2 separate regions of the Homo sapiens genome follow, and region 1 is linked to region 2. The links are chromatin loops, found by intact Hi-C in ENCODE. Cell type or tissue: gastrocnemius medialis. All regions are shown on one strand.

Region 1 (4,000 bases), 250 kb after region 2:
AGATAAACAGTCAATTCAACAAAACATTTTAAAATGATAATGCATTTAATAACACTGTTTCAAAACATATGAAGCAAAAACTGATGGAACTTCAAAGGAAATAGAAATTATTGTGCTTCCAATTGTTGAAGACTTTAGTATTCTTCTCTCAATAATTGATGGACTGAGAAGATGGGAAGAGGGAAGTAAGGCTATAAACGATTTGAAGATTATCCGATAACTTGACCTAAATGACATTTATAGCAACAATGGAATTAAATTAGAAATCAGTATTAGAAAGCTCTCTGGAAGAGCCCAAGTACTCAGGAACCCACACTTCTAAATAACTCATGGGCCAAAGGAGAAATCAAAATTAAGTTAGAAAGTTTTATATTTGACTAGAGATTTTATAAGTTAATAATATACTGAAATCCATTGAATTGTATGCTTTAAACAGGTGAATTGGTATGTGAATTATATGTCAATAAAGGCTTTTTTTTTTAAAAATAAAGTCAGTAATAAATGCATCCTTCTTCGCTCATAGGTTCATTCCTTCTCTTTTAAAATTATGGAGGCTACATGGGTTAATGAAAGTAAATCAGAAGAGGGGTGGAGCAGACAAAAATGTTAACTTTAGCTCCAAGATTTTAAGAAATTATTTAACTGGGAAAATTAAGTTTTCATAGCCTCTTATGTGTAAAATGAGATGGGTATTAGTGAACACACTTCTCTCACTTGTCAGGTACATAAAATTTTTTTTTATGTTAGATATTTCTTTCTAAAGAACTTGTACTATCAAGACTCATTTTAAGAGTAAATATAAAATAAGGAGGTATGTGTTCTTTGATTACATCAATCTATAAGCACTGTATTTTATGAGGCAGGCATATCACAAAAGCGTTAATCACACAACCTACGTTGCAACATTTCCTACATCCCAACAATCTTGATTTGGTTATGTAGTTTGGTTTTGTTTTTCTTTTATGAACCTAATAGCGTGTTTGTTTTAATGCTACTTTTTGTTTATTTTAGCCTCCTCTCTAACATTTTGCAGGCTGCCCTGTATAAAATTAACACCTCTGGAACATCCTGACATATATTTGGCCTTGTGAATAACACTTTAATGTATCTTTAACTGTCTTCTAATTGGATTTTTCAGGCCTCCCTTCCCCATTTTTTTGCACTTGTTAACAATAGAAAGATTACTAACCAAAAAAATTAAAATTTTTAGAATTGTATTTTAAGTGATAATACTTAATGTCAAAATGAAAGTGCACAGTCAAAATGAAAGTGCACAGTAGTTACTGAATTAGGTTCCATGGAGGAAAACGACGTGTAAACTAGACACTCCAATAAAGGGAATTTAATACAAAGAAATATTTGCAGAGGTGTTGGGAAGAGTGAAAAACTAAGGAATAGGAGGTAACCAAGAGACTAATTGAAGGAAGTCTAAGACTCTAGAGGAGAAGGCAGGACCTGATTGTCCAGTGGGGACTGGGTTGTAGAGGATAGGCTGCCTGGCAATGCTCGACACCCAGCCTGAAATGATGGCAGTCGTGCTTGTCTTCTTACTACTCCTAACTTTGGACTCCTCACTTTGAACTCCTGACAGTGTCTTACATTGTATGAACCCATCTGGAAACCACTAGGCACAGGAACCCGGGACATAACTTACAATAGCCCTCCTGGGTTGCACATCCTAGCAGGGCAGAGTGCAGTAAGGAACGAATGAGAGTTGACTGCCAAATGAACAGGACAGTCATCCACATTGCTGTCAGAAATGGTGATACACACAAGTAGAGGCAGAGTTCACACATCATGCGGATAAAGTTGGCACATATTTTTGTTTACTAGTTGATTTAGGTTGGGTTTCTCCAAAAGGCAGGCCCTGTGCCAAACATTTGAGTGAAGTGACTTATTGTGGAAAACCTCTTAGGAGAAATAAGTGAAGAAATATGGGAAGCAGGATGGGGGGGAGGGAAGAAGCCAAGGAAGGAAGTGATTCTGGTGAAGAAAGGCCCAGTCTCAGCCTGGTGCAGAGGGGAGCTTGCACCTCAAAGTTTTTCTTACATTGAACCAAGGGTGCTAGGTCTTTAGATCTCTCCTCCCTCCCTCCTTCCCAAAAACATACACAACACCAGCTTGGATACAGAGCAGCAGAGCAAGGCAGTTCTGTGAAGTTTGTCCCTGGCAGCCCTTAGCAGTGAAGCACTCAGCTGGGAATTGGACACAGCACAGGCAAAAAGGCTTATGGGCAGGAAGAGCAAACACCAGCTAAAGCAGTGCTGCTTCATGACTAGAATAAAAATACAGCCTGCAACTTACTCAGCCTGACAACTCTGAGGTGTGATTTTTGACTATGTTTACTTTGTTGGGAATTCTCATAATTTGAAATTTTGTATAAAAGGTGAATTTATGTTAATAATTTTATATGGCACTTTGTTAAAAGGTTGATTGAGGGAGGATTAAATATTTTAAAAATATAGTTATTTGAAATTTCATGTAACCTCCATAGTAAGTTCCCATTAAATCTTTTCTTTCCAGTCTGTTTCCTTTATGAGCTTACTCTATCCAAGTGGTGTCCTGATACCTAGTTTTTCATTGTAGAAATATACCCAAAACTAATTATTTTAATGTCTGGTCATATTACTACAATTCGCTTCTTTGTTCTTTAGTACTTAGTACTTTTAGATTTGGGGCTTACCTGATTTGTCTTTAGCCAGGCAGTGAAATCAATTTCACTCTTTCCTGTTGTACTTTATCTTTTAAAAAAAAAAAATCTCAGTATAGTTCTGATTAAAATTTCCTTTCTGAGTCCTAAATGCTTTAAATCTTCTTTTCCCATTCTTTTTACTTCTCCTATCCATAGTTACAAGTTCTTACGCATGACATATCTCTTGGCTGATAAGTTTAACTGCTTAAGCACCTGTTTATGTTTCATTTTTAACATAGCCAGTTACTATTATGCTTGGATATACACAATGAGGGAGTTTGTGGCTTTGTTTTCCCTTTCCACAGACGTCTCTAATCTCCTTTATTAAATGCTTTGTATTTCTACTAATTAGTATACATAGCTAAACTTTTTGTTTTTGTTTTTTGAGACATAGTAGTCTTACTCTGTTGCCCAGACTGGAGTGCAGTGGTGCAATCACGGCTCACTGCAGCCTCGGCCTCCCCAGCTCAAGCAGTCCTCCTGCCTCAGCCTTCCAAGTAGCTGGGACTATAGGCATGGACCACTACACCTGGCTAATTTTTTATTTTTTAGAAATGAGGTCCCACTGTCTTGCCCAGGCTGGTCTCAAACACCTGGGCTCAAACAGTTCTCCTGCCTTTGCTACCAAAGCGCTGAGTCACACCTGGCCACACAGCTCAACTTTAACTCTCCTGTTTTTCCCCTTTAAGTTTTTTCTTTAAATTAGGGTTGACAAACTTTCACTAAAGGACTTGAAAGTATTTTAGACATTGTAGGCCATAAGATCTCAGTTGCCACTAATCAGCTCTGCCCTTGTAGTGAAAAAGCAGCCATAGGTAATATGCAACTTCATGCATTTGTCTGGGTTTCAATAAAACTCTTATTTATGGACACTGAACTTTAAATCTCATTTTTCCACATTTGTATGTCTTCCTTTGATCCCCTCCTCCCCCATTGCACTATAAAAGCCATTCTTGGCTTATGTGCCATAGTTTGTCAACCCCTGCTTTAAATGCAGTCTTTGATATGCTTCTGTTGCCTAACCCAGTTACTCACTATTATTACCATAATCTGTGTTGCTAATTACGGAGATCTTTTGCACCTTGCAGCAGGAGACAAGGATGTTCAATAATTTCAGAGCTAAACTCAAAGTATTAAATGCCAGCCTGCTTTGGGGCTTCAGAGATTTTTAAATTCATTGATTTTAAGGGGCATTTGATTTTAAGAGGTGTTTGACAAGAACAGATTTTAAGAGGTATTTGGCAAAAGTTGCTTAGAAGAAAATTATTTGCAAATCATATGCCGTATTCCATTTGTTAGTTGAGTAGA
Region 2 (4,000 bases):
ATGACATTCTGAGAAAGGCAAAACTATGGAGACAATAAAAAGGTTAGTGGTTGTCAGGTCTTGGGGATTAGGGGGAGGATAAACAGGCATAGCACAGAGAATTTTTAGGGCAGTGAAAATAATCTGTATAATTCAATAATGTTCAATAATTCAAGGCATGTCATGCATTTCTCCAATCCCATAGAATGTACAACACCCTCATATGCAACTGTGAACTTTGGGTAACAACAGTGTGTCAATGCAGGTCCGTCGACGGGAACTACTGTTCCACTATGGTAGGGGATGTTGATAATGGACGAGGCTATGCATGTGTATGGGAAGGGAGTATATGGAAAATCTCTGTACCTTTCTCTCAATTTTGCTGTGAGCTTAAAAATGCTCTGGCCGGGCGTGGTGGCTCACACCTGTAATCCCAGCACTTTGGGAGGCCGAGGCTGATGGATAAACTGAGGTAGGGAGTTTGAGACCAGCCTGACCAACACAGAGAAACCCTGTCTCTACTAAAAGTACAAAATTAGCCAAGCGTGGTGGTGCATGCCTGTAATCCCAGCTACTCAGGAGGCTGAGGCAGGGGAATCGCTTGAACCCGGGAGGCAGAGGTTGCAGTGAGCTAAGATCGTGCCATTGCACACCAGCCTGGGCAACAAGAGCAAAACTCCATCTCAGAAAAAAAAAAAAAAGTAAAAGGACATGATTAGAGAAAATTGAAACAGCCCAAGTCACCAAATTCCTAAAGAAGTGATATCTGGTTCTATAGTTGCCTATCAGTGTGTTAATGTGTAGGTGTGGAGGCCTGGCTACACCCAACACCTACCTGGGAACCAAACAATTCCTACCAACTAATTCCTCCTTTTAATTCCTAGAGTTGTTGCTTTTCTTTCCCACACCTTTATTTACTCTCCCTCCCTCCTGGAGGAGGAGTTGAGACATCTGCAGATACACCTTCCTGGGAAGGTAACCGGCTAGGTCGTGGGAGTTTGAAGTCCAGCCCAAGCCCTCATCCTTATCTCATTGTCAATTGTCTTATAAGGAAATAGTCCAGGCACAACAATGTCTCCTCTTCCTCCAGGTCATGAGTTATTTCCTTATAGACCTTTTCTAACCAGTCTTACCCTTAAAAAAGGAGCTGAAGAACAAACCTGTGCCATTCTTGATGTGAGATGGGGAAGATTTGGAGGTACTGACCTGTGGAGTTTCCATTAATATGTAGCCGTGCACAGTGGCTCACGCCTGTAATGCCAGTACTTTGGGAGGCCGAGGTGAGTGGATCACCTGAGGTCAGGAGTTCGAGACCAGCCTGGCCAACATGGTGAAACCCCGTCTCTACTAAACACAAAAAATTAGCCGGGCATGGTGGCTCATGCCTGTAATCCCAGCTACTTTGGAGGCTGAGGCAGGAAAATCACTTGAACCCCAGAGGTGGAGGTTGCAGTGAGCTGAGATTGAGCCATTGTACTCCAGCCTGGGTGACAGAGTGAGACCCCATCTCAAAGAAAGAAAAAACAAAGTAATTACTCTCCTCATATAGTTGAGCATAAATTCAGCTAGCATGGACTTGGGGTTCTGCTGACAGGCCTCCATAATATATGCACAATATGTCCATCCAGAATGCATAAATATGGAGTGCATACCTATAGAATTACCTGCCTAACACGTCTTTTCTAAGAATGTATTTCTTCCCCACCCCGACTCTCACAACTCCCACTCAGGTACATTTTTACCACAGGAGTCACTTTACACATACCTTAGGGCCCTGTTCCCCGGTCATTGTTCATTCACCCACAGGTTAGCACTGGACTTAAGCTGGGCCACAGTCCTGCTTTGTGGCTCATAGCCTAGGGATGACGAGCAAGCTGAACTAATCTCTCTTCACTGGCTCCACATTTATTAATAGATATGAACTCACATGCTCCTGGCAAGCATGTCCTCCACTAAGAGAAGAAAGCCACTCTGAAATGAGAGAGTGAAGCCAACATTCAGAGGGGAACATGAGATGAGAAGAATCCTGACAACCTTCTAGTGTCTGGCTTTCAGCATTCAGAACCCAGCTGCATCTCTGCTCTTCCTGTGTCTTGATTATTCAATTATTCCTAGAATTCTATTTAAAAAACAAAAAACAGATCAAAAGAAAATACTGGAATCGGTTGGGTGCCATGGCTCGTGCCTGTAATCCCAGCACTTTGGGAGGCCAAGGCGGGCAGATCACCTGAGGTCAGTAGTTCCAGACCAGCCTGACCAACATGGAGAAACCCCATCTCTAGTAAAAATACAAAATTAGCTGGACGTGGTGGCAGGCGCCTGTAATCCCAGGTACTAGGGAGGCTGAGGCAGGAGAATCGCTTGAATCCGGGAGGCGGAGGTTGCAGTGAGCCAAGATAGCGCCATTGCACTCCAGCCTGGGCAACAAGAGCGAAACTCCGTCTCAAAGAGAAAAAAAAAAGAAAATACTAGAATCCTTCCAATCAGTTGCCCTTCTTACATAAGGTAGTTTATGTTGGGTTTCTAACATCTACAACAAAAAGTTCCTAAAAATTATAGAATGTGACGCTCTTCAGTGCTCAGATTGTGTACTAATGAGACATCACCTGATTCCTGGGAGAAGGAAGTGAGATAATGAACGCAGGATTGCTTTGTCACCTATACAACATGATTCATCGACGATCCTTCTGAAGCCCTTACATTCAACTGACTGAAAATAAAAATTTCTGCTTAAAGACCAAAGGGTTTGCCATGCTTTATAATTTTCTTACTTTTTCATACTTTCTGTAATATCACTTTTTTTGAAATCTTGAGAGTTACCCAGTCTCCTTTAGATTAATAGAAACTTGACTACAGAATCAATGCATGTTATATAGGCACAAGAATACCATTTGTAGAATAGCCTACTGTGGCACTTTCCCACCCCTAATGCCTGGACTCTGAGGGATCTGTGAAGTGGGCAAGACATTCTAGGGTTATTTTTAGCATTTTAAAATCTCTAGCTGGCCGCAGTGGCTCACGCCTGTAATCCTGGCACTTTGGGAGGCCGAGGTGGGTGGATCACAAGGTCAGTAGTTCAAGACCAGCCTGGCTGACATGGTGAAACCCCGTCTCTACTAAAAATACAAAAAATTAGCTGGCCGTGGTGGCAGTCACCTGTAATCCCAGCTACTCGGGAGGCTGAGACAGAGAACTGCTTGAACCCTGGAGGTGGAGGTTGCAGTGAGCCGAGATCGCGCCATTGCACTCCAGCCTGGGCGACAAAGCAAGACTCCATCTCAAAAACAAACAAACAAACAAAAAAACTCTAACGACAATTGTACTTGCACCATATATCTATTTACACAAGTTAACCGTAACATCATATTTCTTTGCTTTGTGCTAAAATTAGATCAATTCAGTCTTCCAGCTGACTAGCTCATGTTGCCCAAGTTCTAATTGGCTGTTGATGATACCCCTGGCATTGCTCTGGTGAAACTTGTGGATCAGACTGTTATCAGGTGGTAATATCCAAACAATACCCATAGTAGAATTGACCTGCAGGGAAGCACAGGGGTGAACAGCTGAAATTAAGGAACCTGTGGCAGTGAATATTGCCTATCCATTGCTATGTTTACATATCTCTGTGAATGAGATAAATATGTTTCTATTTGCTAGGAAAAGATGTTCAAAACATGAGAAAAAAGGGGAGAACAGGCTGGGTACAGTGGCTCATGCCTGTAATCCCAGCACTTTGGGAGGCCGAGGGGGGCCAGATCACGAGGTCAGGAATTCGAGACCAACCTGGCCAACATGGTGAAACCCCGTCTCTATTAAAAATACAAAAATTAACCAGGCGTGGTGGCATGCGCCTGTAATCCTAGCTACTGGGGAGGCTGAGGCAGGAAAATTGCTTGAACCCAGGAGGTGGAGGTTGCAGTGAGCCGAGACCACACCACTGCATTCCAGTCTGGGCGACAGAGCAAGACTTCATCTCAAAAACAATAAGAAAGGTTGTGGGGGAATACAACAAAAGGGGCCT

The links. Peaks named below come from ENCODE experiments on the same cell type or tissue, not always from the same donor. Only the 100,000 strongest peaks of a DNase experiment are listed, where the experiment ranks them.
Region 1: a loop joins it to region 2, with 4 times the contacts of the local background. A loop is called at or near these places in 6 of 110 quality-filtered maps.

Annotation. Positions count from the first base shown.
Region 1 is chr3:177,039,395-177,043,394 of GRCh38, reverse strand. The region is part of intron 10 of TBL1XR1 (TBL1X/Y related 1); the gene reads left to right. The region is part of intron 2 of TBL1XR1-AS1 (TBL1XR1 antisense RNA 1); the gene reads right to left. Among named protein-coding and RNA genes, the nearest start is that of TBL1XR1-AS1, 4.0 kb to the right of the region's middle. RefSeq lists a silencer at 1,525-1,769 and an enhancer at 3,180-3,474. In gastrocnemius medialis, no CTCF peak of the experiment used is centred here; DNase peaks (open chromatin) are centred at 1,804 and 2,164; H3K27ac peaks cover 2,923 bases.
Region 2 is chr3:177,292,242-177,296,241 of GRCh38, reverse strand. LINC00501 (long intergenic non-protein coding RNA 501) reads right to left here and starts at 1,800. Exons shown (of 2, transcript NR_047465.1): 1 at 1,745-1,800. RefSeq lists an enhancer at 1,371-2,570. In gastrocnemius medialis, no CTCF peak of the experiment used is centred here; a DNase peak (open chromatin) is centred at 1,871; H3K27ac peaks cover 2,611 bases.